Regions from separate parts of the Mus musculus genome. Here region 1 is linked to region 2. The links are chromatin contacts, found by Hi-C or POLR2A ChIA-PET in ENCODE. All regions are on one chromosome and are shown on one strand. Each heading gives the region's core, a stretch centred on a gene start or an enhancer-like site at or near the end of the contact. The rest is flanking DNA. Distances are from core to core; before and after follow the strand shown.

Region 1 (6,849 bases), core at 3,319-5,818, 36 kb after region 2:
TAGAACTTGAAAACAGAGGTAGAAGGGTTTCAAGTTCGAGGCCAGCCTGAACCACATAGCATAAAAAACTAACCAAACCAAAAACCAAAAACCAAGAAACCAAAACCCAAAACCCAACCAAACAAAAACAAAGGTGTAGCCTAGTGTCACAGCACTTGCTGAGTATGAACAAAGCCCTGGTACCTCTTTCCCCTCACATACAGAAGCGAGGGGGTAATTCTAGTGCCCTGTTTTTGTGCTATGCAAAGCTGTAGGAAATTGATCAGAATTAAAATTCAAGACTCAGTTCTTTACTGTGCGTAGTTGTGTTCAGCAGCTTAAGGTTTTATCTGTGACAGCACATGCATGTGACGAATGTGTTCAAGGACAGTCCTTTCTTAGGAACGTCTTTAAGGCTACCCTGGAGAGTCCTCAGTACCAGCACACTGCCCCTCTAAAGGACAGATGAACTCTCCCTGGCTCTAAACCCAGCAAAGTGGGTCACCCACGTGCTCCCTACTGGGGGTCAGTGTGTCAGGCCTCCGGGGGCACCCGTTTCCCTGCCTCCAGCTCCCTGCCCCAGGCTTGTGGCTCTGGATGTTTGAAATTGGCAGAGCAGACGAGTTTAGGGCAGAGAACTTAATTTCCTCAAACCTGCTGCTCCCTGTCCCCTTTTCTTTACTCTTGACTCTTGTTGATAGGCTGTTTCGTCCTCAGGATGGATTAAGCAAATCTTCCTCCACCTCTCACCCTGCCGTGTTTGTGTGTGTGTGTGTGTGTGTGTGTGTGTGTGTGTGTGCATACATAGGGAGGCTCAAGGTTCATATCCCTGTGTCTGTTTTGCTCATTCTAGATTTTGACTCCTGAGGGAGGGTTGCTCTCCAATCCCAGAGCTCAGAGGTTCATGTAGTCTAGCTAGTCAGCTTGCCCTGGAATGGGGTCTCTTGTTTCCACTTCCTGAGAGGCTAAGAGGCTGTGGTTACACAAGCTGCTATAGCGAGTGGGCTTTCTGTGAGAGCTGGAGATCTGAACCCCTGTCCTCATGCGTGGGAGGCATGCACCCTTTATCCACCAAGCCTCACAGTCAACCCAGTGCTTAGCAGTCCAGATGTGTGCCGCCCCATCACCTCAAGACTCTGCTTCCTTCTCTACCTCACTCATCCCTTCAGGAAGCACAATTCACTCAGGGAGTTCTGGCGTGTCACCCTGGGTGTTAAGCTCTGGGGCTGTGTATAGAGGAGGCTCCTAAAAGTATCTCTCCCTTCCCTGTCTTCTGCTGGGGATCCCCTTAAGTGTACCCGATCCCCCAAGTTCCCCAGTATGTCAGTAATGCCCATGGCTATTTGCACAGGCCTCACAACGGGTCAGGGAGGCACATACTCTTCTCTATTGCCCTACCCAGCTGAGCAGGAGCAGAACAGTGAGCTTGCCCTGCCTTTTTCTGATGTGAGCTACTTTGGCCTTTCTCTCTCCATCTGATCTCCATCATCATTAGGACCACCTTGCTCACCTGCTCCCCTGAGCTGCCCCCTGCCCACTTCCCCACCAGTCCCAGATCAACCTTTTTCTACTACTCTTTTTTTTTTTTTTGGTTTTTTTCGAGACAGGGTTTCTCTGTGTAGCCCTGGCTGTCCTGGAACTCACTCTGTAGACCAGGCTGGCCTTGTACTCAGAAATCCTCCTGCTTCTGCCTCCCAAGTCCTGGGATTAAAGGCGCGCACCACCACTGCTCAGGTCTTTTTCTACTCTTGAAAGTAAACAGCCATTTACCTCCTCTGCTGAGATGGATTCTGATCTGTTGTGTACTTTATTTGCAGAACACCAAATCCTATGATGACCTTAAGGCAGAGCTGGGAAACTCTGGGGACTGGAGCCAGATTGCTGACGTAAGTACAGTGGCACGGCTGGCTCTGAATGGCCTGAAGGTGGTCCTGTCGGTGGGAGCTGACATGTTAGGAGACATCTGCATCTTATATGCCACCCCAATCTCTTCCCTTTTCTTGTGGAAGTCCTTGCTGTGTAGCATACAATGCCATTTCTTTTTCTTTTTTTGTTTTTTAAAGGCAGGGTTTCTCTGTGTAGCCCTGGCTGTCCTGGAACTCACTCCGTAGACCAAGCTGGCCTCAAACTCAGAAATCCACCTGCCTCTGCCTCCCAAGTGCTGGGATTAAAGGCGTGTGCCACCACTGCCCAGCTGACTCCATTTCATAGTGAAACAGATTTTTTAGCACCCATGAGGCAGCATATTAAAATGCAGATTTTTTTTCTCGGCATAGTGGTGCGTGACTATAATTGCAGAACCGAGGAGGCAGCTGAGGAGGCAGAGGCAGGATGACCAGGTAGAGACACTGAGACTCAAAACAAACAAACAAACAAACAAATCAAAGCTAGAACCAAAGTTAGCAGATGTCAAGGCTCCATTTGAGTTGGCTCTTAGGAACATGCGTGGTTTTGTTTTTTCATTGTGTGTGCTCTTTCGTGTGTGGAGGTCAGAGGCTGATATGGAATGTCTTCCCTGATTGGGCAGGGTATTTTGCAAATCCAGAGCCTTCCATTTCAGCTGGTCTAGTGGCTTGCCTGCCTCTGGGATTCCTGTCTTTGCTTCCGGGGTGTGCTATTACAGGTGGACTCGGCATGTTTTTTTGTGTGACGGGGATCTAAACTTCAGGCCTAACGCTCACACAGCAAGTATCTATCCTTTGAGCCGTCTCCTCAGCTCCAGGTTCTGCATGCTTTAAATGAAAGGCTTAGGTGGGCTGATGAACTTAAGCCATGGCCTGCTTGCCCTGGGGGAAATGGTGCCGTCTCTAAGCACAGTCATGGTGAGGAATAGTCCTCCAGGTAGGATGATTGTGACTCCTTCAGTCTCTCTGCTACTTATTGGAGATATGTTTAGCATGTAGGCTTGGGATATGAGGCTGTGAATTCAAAATTGTCCTTTGAGGTTGTCACAGGCCCGCAGAAGAAAGACAGGGCTAGCTCTTCAGAAATGCAATCAGAACCTGAGAGCAACTTCTCAAGCAGGTGAGGGTAGCCCTCCAATCGCAGCCTGAAAACACTATGGTGCTTAGCCCTTCCAGGTGGACAGTGCAGTATTTAAAAAGAAAAGCTAGTTTGAGGCCGAGTGATGAATTTATAGATGACAGTTTTACAACAGCTATAAGAGAAAGGGTCACAGATGTCTTAGATAAATTAGATGTCACATTCCAGGGGAAGCCATGGCGATGTTAGTCATTGATTAAACAGCCATCTTTTCCCAACTGACTTAGGCCAGTTGCAGGCCACTAGGCTATTAGCTTTTGGGTCCAACCCAGGAGATGGTATTCATTTTACTGTTTGTTCTACAGTGTGTGTTTGTGTGTGTAAGAGGGGAAGGGGAGAACCAGGAGGGCCCTCCTACAGAAGGTACCATAGATCACAGCGCACAGCAGCACAGGATGTTGCCACACCTCAGGGCTGCTGAAGTAACCCATGGTTGTCTTCTTTCCTAGGAGGTTATGAGCCCGAAAGTGGACGTTTTCACTGCCAATACCAGTCTGAGTTCTGGGCCCCTGCCCACCTTCCCCCTGGAGCAGCTGGTAAACAAGTCTGTAGAGGATCTCCCTGAGGGTGTGGACCCCAGCAGGAAGGAGGTGAGTCAGGGACACAAGCAGGACAAGGTCTGGTCCATGTTATTAGAAAACCTAATAACCTCAGACTGTGCCCTGCCCGCAGAGGACTGAGTGCCTGGGAGTCCTTGGTGAACCAAACACCTTCATGGGGGTCCTATATCCCTGGGAGCAGGGCATAGAAGTCCAATCACACTGCTCATTGTGTTGTGGGAGTGTGTGTGGACTCAGATTTATTTAAAATCAGTTGTCAGTAGCTGATTTTTTTAAAAATAGACATTTTATAACCTAGGCTGGCTTCAAACTTAAGAGACCCATCTGCTTCTGCCTCCCAAGTGCTGGGATAAATTTTTCTTTTTTGATTCTTAATTTTTTTAAAAGACATTTATGAGTATTTTGTCTACATGTTTGTATGTGCACCATATCCATGCTGTCTACAGAGGCCAGAAAAAGGCACCAAATCCCCTGTAATGAGTGACAGATGGTGTGAGCCATCATCATGTAGATGCTGGGAACTGCTTGCGTCCTTTCTAAGAGCAGCAACTGCTCTTAACCTCTGAGCCATCCTCCCAGTCCTTGACTTTTTTTTAAAATTTATTTTATATGAATATGAGGGCATCAGATTCAGAGGGTTGTGAGCCACCATGTGGTTGCAGGGAATTGAACTCAGGACCTCTGGAAGAGCAGTCAGTGCTCTTAACCACTGAGCCATTTCTCCAGCCTGACTTATTTATTATTATTTTAAATCATGGATATATTATAAGCATAATGTGAGAAAGCTTGAGTTTAGTGCCAAATGGGGAGAGGAAGATTTCAGACATTTTTGGCTCCCTCAAACTCTAAAGGTGAGCTATTATTAACAAGAGTGGAATGACGGCTCTTGATGGCGGCGGCGGCAGCAGGAGGGTATGGCAGTGCTGATGAATCAGCCTCTGGGAGGTAGATATGAGCATGGGCAGGGCTGGTAATCAGCTGGCAGGCCTGCAGAGCCCAAGAGCAGGGCCGTGAAAGATACAAGCTCACTGGGATGGGTAGTCTCTGCCTTCTAGCTGGGGTCAGAGTCCAGCAGTCTGGACACAGTTGAGAGGTCAGCCTTACTGGGCCCAGGGGATGGCAGTGGGGGTGACGACAGGTATGGGTACCATGGATCCATGTACAGAGCTTAGTCTGTCATTGGAGCTATAATTGTGACAAATATAGGGTTCCAGTAACAGACGTGGTACCCAGTTCCAACCCACTGATATCCTTATTTACGGCATTTCCAAACTGCCCTCCCAGGAGACTTGAGGAGAAAAGGCCCATGCCTGGGAGGCAAGTCTAATGACAGGGTAGGGAACTGAAATGTCATACCCACCTGAGCTTGAAACCCATCTAACAGTGTAGCTTAAGAAGCTGCTCAATAGCCGGGCAGTGGTGCCGCACGCCTTTAATCTCAGCACTTGGAAGGCAGAGGCAGGCGGGATTTCTGAGTTCGAGGCCAGCCTGGTCTACAGAGTGAGTTCCAGGACAGCCAGGGCTACACAGAGAAACCCTGTCTCGAAAAACAAAACAAAAAACCAAAACCAAACCAAACCAAAAAAACAACAAAAAAAGAAGCTGCACAATGTAGCCGCTCTAGGAGCAGAGAAATGTCCCCTGGGGCAACTCCACTTCAGAACAGCCTGATTTAAACTGGGCTTTGCACATAGTAGGCAGGCAGGTGCTGGTGCACTGAGCTCTCCTACCTGTATCTTCCAAGTTCTGAGTTACAGGAGTGCGCCACCAAGCCATTTTCTCCAGCCTTTGAAATCTTATTATTTATGGGTATTTTGCTTGAATATGTGTACCATGCCCATGAAGTACTCCTGGAGGCCAGAAAAACCAAAAAATAAAACCCCCCAACAAACAAAAATCAACAAAAAGAAACATCCCTGAGCTGTGTGGTAGTGTACACCTTTAATCTCAAGTACTCAGAAGGCAGATGCAAATTCATCTCTAAGAGTTCAAGGCTAGCCTGGTCTACGAAATGAATTCTGGGCAAGCCAAGGCTACACAAAGATAGCCTGTTTTAGAAACAGTTCCCATTTTGGGCTAAGAATATAGCTTGAGTTTGAACTGTGCAGCATAAAAACTGCCTGGAGGAACATGCCTGTGATGTTAGCAAGTGGGAGGTAGTAACAAGAGGTTCAAGAGTTCAAGTTCCAGCCTGGGTCCCGGGAAAACCTAAACTCCTACTTCCTAAGAGTAGGAGCCTGGAAATAACAGAAGTTCCTTAAACAAGCCAAGATCTGAGATTTGACTTCAAGCCTAACGTGGCCTGACTGACTACACGGACATTTATTCATGTCACACTTCCTCCTCCTCCCCTTCCCTGGCTCATGACAATGTTGGCTTTTGTTCCTCTTCTGTTTGATCATATGCCACATCTGTATGATTCATCTTGAGCAAACCCAGGGGAAGACTGTGACCTTTGCCCTCTGGTCTCTTCTAGGAGCACCTGTCCACCGAAGACTTCACTAGGGCCTTGGGCATGACTCCAGCTGCCTTCTCTGCCCTGCCTCGATGGAAGCAACAAAACATCAAGAAAGAAAAAGGACTGTTTTGAGAATTGAAGCTCTCTGGCTGTCCAGCAGCCCCTACCCTGCCTTCAAGGGCTTTGTGCCGCCATTACTGGTTTTAGTCCTGTGGCAGATGAAAATGTCCAATTGTACCTGTGAGCCACAGTGTGACAATTCCTTTTGTTTATAATAGTAATTTGCCCATTCCTTCAGACGCATGCCACAGACCCATGGAAATCTTGTAGAGTTTTCTTTTCTTAGATGGACAGCTAAGTACTCCAGGAGACATTAGCGTCTGGGGGTTTCTCTGGCACCGTCACTCACTCAGGATCTTATCCTGATCTTACCCTCCTCACACTCAAAAGGGAGGGCTAAGGCCAAAGCTGGGCTTACAGCTCTAACCCAGAGCCTTTGCAAAGCTCCACAGACTCCTCAAATGACAACACCAGGAACATGGGTTTGCTACGTGAAGTCCAATCAGAAGCCAATAGGTGATTTTCTCTTAAAACTGGTTATCCAGTGTCCCCAGGAACATGTCCCTTTAAACAAATAAATCAAACTAATATGAGGTTAATAAAGGCTTTAATGTCTCTCACACATTAAAACAAAACAAAACAAAAAAACCAAATCTGTATAATTTAAAAAGAAAACAAAACCAGGGAAAACCCTTAAAGGAAAAGAGGAACAGTTCTGCTAAAACACAGATAAAGCGCCGTTCCACACAA
Region 2 (7,142 bases), core at 2,612-5,111:
CCTTGCTGGTGGGAACTTTATGAGGTGAGGAAAAAGGATCCATATATCTTACCCCTGGCTCACAGTTTGCAAGACTCCAAGCTGGGGAGGGGGTAGAAGGTCTGGTCGGGTCCTCAGATAGAGAAATTTGGGGAGGGAAGCCCCTGTAAGAGGTGCCCTTCCAGCCCAGCCCTCCCCACAGCACACCCCAGTCCAGTACCTGCTTCCCGAGGCCAAGGCCCAGGACTCAGACAAGATCTGCGTCGTCATCGACCTGGACGAGACCCTGGTGCACAGCTCCTTCAAGGTGGGCCCTGCCTGGCACCTCTCAGCCTCTAGTCTCTTGACAGGGGGAGGTCTCTGCTGGATTTCCACCCTTGGGATTCCCTCCCCGCCAGCTCCAGCCATTATTCTTTCCTTACAGCCAGTGAACAATGCGGACTTCATCATCCCGGTGGAGATAGATGGAGTGGTCCACCAGGTGAGGGTCAGAGGGAGGTGGGGAGCTTGGTGTCTGCACTACACCCAGGTTCCTCCCACCCTTCTTGAGCGAGTCCCCCATGGAACTTTAATAGATGGGGCGTGTCCAAAGCTCAGAAAGAGTGAGAACCCAAGACTACCTGGTACTCCAGAGATGGAGCCAGACTCCCAGACCTGCACACTGGGCTCCTTCTGGTCCTGTCTTGTGCAGCCCTCTTTCCCCTCTTACCCCTACTGCCCGGGACCCAGTTCAAGTAATTCAGGATAGGTTGTGGTGCTGACCAGCCTGTTCTCCATTACTTGGCTCGGGGGCCGGTGCCCTGCAGCCTTGGGGTGAGAGGGCTAACCTGGACTCCTGCATTTGGATAAAACCAGTGTGGGAAGGGGAGTGGCTCCCACTAGGTGAGGTGGGACCACGGGAATCCTATTCTTATCTCTTTAGGAATGGGGTATGGTTGGGGCAGCCTCTCTAGACTGCCCTTCCTCCTCCACTGTTCCTGTCCCCCTTTTGTGGATCACCCCTAAGCCTGTTGGCCAGCAGCTCCCTCACTGGCTCGTTCCCCAGGTCTATGTGCTGAAGCGGCCCCACGTAGATGAGTTCCTACAGCGAATGGGCGAGCTCTTTGAATGTGTGCTGTTCACTGCCAGCCTTGCCAAGGTGAGCCATTGCCTGGGGTCTGGGTCACCCATATCCTCCCTCCCACGTTGAACATGCAGCCCTGGACATTACTCATTCTGAGGTGACTTAACCGCCTACCCTAGTACGCAGACCCTGTAGCTGATCTGCTGGACAAGTGGGGAGCCTTCCGTGCCAGGCTGTTTCGAGAGTCGTGTGTCTTCCACCGGGGGAACTACGTAAAGGACCTGAGCAGGCTGGGCCGAGACCTGCGGCGAGTGCTCATTCTAGACAACTCACCCGCCTCCTATGTCTTCCATCCAGACAATGCCGTGAGTACACGGGACCCAGTGGCTGAGACACGGGACCAGGGCATATGTGGAGGGACCTCCCCAGCCCTGTGTGTGGCGGTAGTGGGGACTGGTAATGTCCTATTACCTGTATCTGCTCACATATCCCACTCGGCCTATGTATGGAGGGTCCTCACCTCTGGCTGGGGTCCCCATCTGACAGTCTTCAAAGCTGCCAGTCACGGCCTGTAATGGGATGGAATGAAGGTAGTGAGTCCCAGTTAGGATCCTGCTGAACGAAACAGTAAGCTTAAGTATATTTGTGGACATTTTGCACACTGGTATCTACAAATGAATTTCACTGTCAGCTGCCAGAAACAAAACAAAAACCAAACAAGTATGTGCCTTGTGGGCAGGAATTGGGCTGGACAGGGGACACCCCGGGACACCGGCGCTCCTCATGTCGTCTCTCCAGGTACCAGTGGCCTCGTGGTTTGACAACATGAGTGACACTGAGCTACACGATCTCTTACCCTTCTTTGAGCAACTCAGCCGCGTGGACGACGTATACTCAGTGCTCAGACAGCCTAGGCCCGGGAGCTAGTGAGGTGTCCTGGGGCCAGGACCTGCCTCTCATCAAGGCCCAAGCCTCTCCCCAGCAGACTGTGGGCGCCTGCCTTTGCTGTTAACACCCCCGGCTGTGTCATGGTCACGGCCCTGGGGAAGAGGTGTCTCCCCTGCCATGTTGCATGGAGGACAGTGAGCCCTTGGGCCCCTGTGTCAGTGCCTTCAAACTTCTTCCCCTCTTCTCAGGGGACCTGGGGGGCCCTGCCTGCTGCTCCCCACTTCTGTCTTATCCACGCTGCCATGTTTCTCTGTTGCCAAATTGGGCCTTTTCGCCCCAGTTCTGCTCTGGGGGTAGGGACAGGGTTTTTGCTGCCCCGTGCCTTGGATTCCCCACCCACCCACCCACCCCCGTCTGAGAACAGTGGACACCCAAGTGCCTTTCATAGAACCCTCTTTACTGGTCAGCTTTTCCCAGATCTAGGCTGACCTGAGAGGAACCAATTTCTCCCCTTTCCCTCCTCCCTCCTGGGATGACGGTGCCCCACCAGTTTGTACGTGGGCAGGAGAGGAAGAAAGTCTATTATAATACACTTGTAAAAGAGCTGGGGACCTTCCTCGGGAGGAACGCTCCCTGTCCAGCTTGTCCAAGGCTGAAGGCTGCTCCATATCTCACTTAAGCCCCAAGTCTCCCCAAAGCCCTGGGGCTCGGCAGGATGCCCCCGTGGTGCCATATAAATATGTATATGTGTATATAGATTTTGAAGGGAAGGAGAAAGGAAAGGGTGAGAACAAGACACTCTTCCTTAACCCTTCCCTGGGCCCAGAAATTGGGGGAGGGAGGGAAAGGATTTTTACATTTTTAAAACTACTATTTTTCTGAATGGAACAAGCTGGGCTGAGGGGTCAGGTCGGGTCTTCTGTCTGTCCCAACCCTTTTTACTCTTCATTCAAAAGACATTTATTGAGTACCTTCAGTGCCCAGCAGTGAGCTAGTCCCACCAGCTTAGTGGGAGGGGGTTGTCTCTGCTTCATTTTTAGGTGCCTCTAAACCCCAGATGTCACGTGCCTTCAGAGTATCAACAGGGGGTGGAACCTTCTTGTGGGGTTAGGGAGTCTCCAAACCTTAACCAAGCTGGCTCCTCCTGTGCCAACTCCTCCTTCCCTGTTCCGTGCAGCCTCCTCCATGGCCCCCCGCTGGCTGGGGGCAGCTCCTGGGTTTCTGCCTTCTGTTTTTAAAGCCCCTCCCCATACCTGCAGAGTCTGCAGTTCAAGCCCTTAGGCTCTCTCCCCAGATTATGAGGGTTAAGTGAACCCACAAACAAGTGCCAAGGGGGTTGGTGAAGGGAGAGAAGATGGCCGGAATCAGATGACCTTCCCAATTAAGTGCCTTCTCTGTGACCTGAGCACCTCAGAGTGATAACTAAAGAGAAAGCTAGACCCCCTCCTATTCCGCCTCTGTGGTTTTTGGGGAAGGGACCTGAAGTGCGAGAATGTCTCACATCTGTGACTGCAGTTTTGACTATTTTTCATAACCCTGCTGGACAGGAGGAAGTTAGCCAAGAGGGACTGCCTGGGCACTCGATCTGAGTTCGATTGCTAGAGCCCACGTGATGGAAAGAGAAAACGAACTCCCACAAGTTGTCCTCTGACCTCCTCACATGCACCATGGCACGAGCTCTACCCACCCCCCACCCCCAGATACACGCACTCTAAACAAATAAAAAATACACAAAAAGCACGGTGCCCCCACCTCTGGAATGCGGGGCGGGGCGGGGCGGGAGACGGAAGGCTGGGCAGATTAAGGCGGCCCTCGGCCGACAGCCTTCCGGGCAATGGGGCCAGCAAGGAGGAGACTGGGTGGGGCGGGCGCCAAGAGGCCTCCTGCCCGCATTTGCCCTGGCCACGCCTCGCGGCCTCTGGCCAGCGTTAGCCACGCCCCTTCGGCCAAATTCGTCTTCCGTGAACCCCGCCTGGGCGGGGCAGGAAGTGCGGGGCCAAGCTGTTGCTTGCCGCTAGGGGCCTCCCTGCCCTTGTGGACCAACACTGGGCTCCGAAGCTTGGCGCTCCCAGGGAGCTGATACCGTCCACCTTCCTCTGAAAGCGTGGAGCTTCAGACATCGTCCACACACAGTGGAGAAGGGGTGGTGTACACCTCCCAAATACTGGTCCCTATCCTCTAACTCAACCTCCTCAGGCCATCCCTTCCTTATCATCACCAAGAATTTAGCCCCGAGCTTCCTTTTGCTCCGCGCGCACGCGCGCGTGTGTGTGTGTGTGTGTGTGTGTGTGTGTGGTAAGGGGGTCCCGAAATAAATGTGAAACCGCCCCCTTTCGCATCTGCCTACCCCATTCCAGGAAACTCCCACCTGAAAAGAAGCCTATCCTGGAATCAGCTCTGGTCTGGAGCTGCATGGACCGGGAGAGCCTTTGGCAAGATTTATACCCTGTCCCTGGCCTTTGCCCGCCCTCAGCCAGGATCAGGCTTGGTTTCCTGCTCTGTATGCAAACGGTGGTCGCCTCAAATTTGCATCCCGGAGACCAGACAAGCAGAGCACCAGCTTTCCTTGAGACTCAAACTCTCCGATCTCACACCCTCTGCCCACGCATAATAAACTCAACCACATGTGTGGGCACTTGCTTGTCAGCACCAGCCAGTGTCAGGCAGTGCTTCTGCTCTCAAGGAACTCTTCTCAACATTACCGCAAGCAGCTCTAGTTCCCGGAGCTGGAGAGATGGCTCAGCAATTAAGAGCACTGACTGCTCTTTCAGAGGATCCCGGCTCAATTTCAAGCACCCAAATGGTAGAAGAAACTCTAGTCCCAAGAGATCCTATGCCCTCTTCTGGCCTCCGAGGGCACTGCAGGTGTGTGGTTCATAGCCATACATGCAGATAAAACACATATTAAAAAGGGGGGGTCGAGGGTAAAGAAGAAAAATGTCATTAATTCTAGAGTGATGGAGAGATGGTTCGTAACTTTTGGGGTTTTTTTGTTTTTTGGTTTTTTTTTTCCCGAGACAGTGTTTCTCTGTATAACCCTGGCTGTCCTGGAACTCACTTTGTAGACCAGGCTGGCCTCGAACTCAGAAATCCGCCTGTCTCAGCCTCCCGAGTGTTGGGATTAAAGGCATGTGCCACCACGCCCGGCGATACTTTGTAACTTTTAAATATGAGTATTCTTTCTCTAGGATCAGCTGCCACTACTGAACGTCGTTAATGTTTCTTTGGTGTTAGTTACTCCAGAGAGGCCTCTGAGGGTAAGTCCCTCTGGGGCCCATTGGGAGTATTTCTGGAATTAAAGCATGATTAATTAATTAAAAGAAAGTCAGAAAAAGAGAAAAAGGAAGTTAGGCATAGCGAGTGCAGGTGTGCATGCAACCTGAAATTTAAGGAAAGAGGTAAGATAAGTTTCTGGAGCCTTTGATAATTGTCAGAATCCCTTTCAGAAGCGGCTAGGTTCAGCACACTAGTAGAACACTTGCCTCGCGTGCCTGAAGCCTGGAATGTTATCCCCAGTACTGAAAAAGAAAAATCTGATGGTAAATCAGAAAGATTCATAACTTACTGTTTCTGTGGTCCATATCCTCAGCCATGAGGTAGCTAGTGTTATCCACCTGTTGACTGACGTCTCTCGACCCTCCAGGCCCCCTTGATAGTTGGCTTTTGTTTTCTTGCTTTGTGTTTGAATTCTGGGAATTGAACTATGGACCTCATAGATGCCAGGCAAGTGTTTTACCACTGAGAGCTGTACAGCAGCCGCAGCCGAGTCACTAAGACAATGAGGAGTACTGAGTACTGAAGTTTCAGTACTTAGGGTAAGTGTGAAGGATGAGTAAACTTGGGGAGAGCTGCTGTAGCCGACGACTCTGTCACCAGAAAGTGAATAAATGAGAAAGAGACGTGTCTTTTGAGACAGCATCTTGTGAGGTCCAAGAGATCCTCCTGCCTCACCTTCCAAGTGCTCATGTCAGCTTATGTCACTGGGGTCAGAATGTAGAGACTTTTCTTAACAGAGTGAAGTACTCTTTAGTTCAGTCAAGACTGTAACAATAAACAGGATAAACAAAGGTGCCTGGAGAGATGGCTCAGTGTTTAATAGTGCTTCCTGTTCTGCCAGAGGACCCACGTTTAGTTCCTGCATCAGCAGCTCACAACCACCTCTAACCCCAGTTCCAGAAAAGCAGACAGGTACCCCTCATTAATAAAAACAATGGACCTTACAATGATAACTAATAATTAATCGCGGTTGATAGTGGAGATACACACACCTGTAATTCTAGAACTTAAAAGGCTGAGGCAGGGGGCCGGTGAGATAACTCAGCAGGTAAGAGTACTGACTGCTCTTCTGCAGGTCATGTGTTCAAATCCCAGCAACCACATGGTGGCTCACAACCACCCTTAATGAGACCCGACACCCTTTTCTGGCATATCTGAAAACAGCTACAGTATACTTATATATAATAATAAATAAACCTTTAATATATATATATATATGTGTGTGTGTGAATATATGTATGTATGTATATATATATATATGTATATATGTGTATATATATATATATATATATATATATATATATATATATATATGCTGAGCCAGGGGCTGGAGTGATGGCTCAGTAGTTAAGAGCACTTACTGATCTTCTGAAAGGCCTGAGTTCAAATCCCAGCAACTACATGGTGGCTCACAATTATCTGTAATGAGATCTGACATCCTCTCTGGGGTGTCTGAAGACAGCTACAGTGTACTTACATATAATAAATAAATAAATCTTAAAAAAAAAAAAAGGCTGAAGCAGGAGGGATAGGAATTTATCCTATTGGCAGATTGGGAGGCCAGGCTGAGCTATGTAGAAAAGCCTTGCCTCAATATAACAACAACAACAAAAGCCAAAAAAACAAAAACAAAACAAAACGAAAGGATTTAAGCTAGGTTTGCTTTGGCTTTGCCTGTGGGGCTAACAGTGTTGTCTAGTTTCCCAATACCTGGTGGTAATTTAACCTGAAGGACCACAATTCCACTAAGAGAGGACAAACTCCTACTCAAGTGAGATGCCAAGTGAAACAGAGATAACTTCAGAATTAATTACTTATTGCAACACACACAAGGCAAAATAAATAAAAATAAGTTTAAAAAAATTGCTTGAGGCTCATGATGAACAAAATGTCACATGTGTATAGAAGAAATGGTCCAAATGGGCAGGGAGACCAC

Evidence for each region. Hi-C counts contacts between places; a loop is a spot of excess contacts on that map. ChIA-PET counts read pairs that join two places held with the same protein, here RNA polymerase II (POLR2A).
Region 1: a map of left cerebral cortex shows a loop between it and region 2 (2.7-fold over the local background). The contact joins two enhancer-like sites. A Hi-C loop is called at or near these places in 8 of 37 maps with a recorded cell type or tissue (CH12.LX, CH12F3, Patski and 5 more). POLR2A ChIA-PET finds 5 or more read pairs at or near these places in 3 of 5 experiments (Patski and embryonic stem cell).

Annotation. Positions count from the first base shown.
Region 1 is chr1:74,428,821-74,435,669 of GRCm38, forward strand. It overlaps Vil1 (villin 1), which reads left to right. Exons shown (of 20, transcript NM_009509.2): 18 at 1,797-1,865; 19 at 3,471-3,611; 20 at 6,058-6,740. The coding sequence ends at 6,171. Usp37 (ubiquitin specific peptidase 37) reads right to left here. Exons shown (of 24, transcript NM_001310662.1): 24 at 6,690-6,849. Among named protein-coding and RNA genes, the nearest start is that of Vil1, 23 kb to the left of the region's middle. Within about 2 kb of position 4,569, at least 1 of the 3 ENCODE cell types and tissues checked has a DNase peak (open chromatin) inside an H3K27ac peak, as active enhancers do; it is left cerebral cortex, where a contact is called at or near this core.
Region 2 is chr1:74,393,616-74,400,757 of GRCm38, forward strand. Ctdsp1 (CTD (carboxy-terminal domain, RNA polymerase II, polypeptide A) small phosphatase 1) reads left to right here. Exons shown (of 7, transcript NM_153088.2): 3 at 182-286; 4 at 404-460; 5 at 1,025-1,117; 6 at 1,222-1,407; 7 at 1,841-3,670. The coding sequence ends at 1,969. Mir26b (microRNA 26b) reads left to right here and starts at 695; the gene lies at 695-779. Within about 2 kb of position 3,862, at least 3 of the 3 ENCODE cell types and tissues checked have a DNase peak (open chromatin) inside an H3K27ac peak, as active enhancers do; they include left cerebral cortex, where a contact is called at or near this core.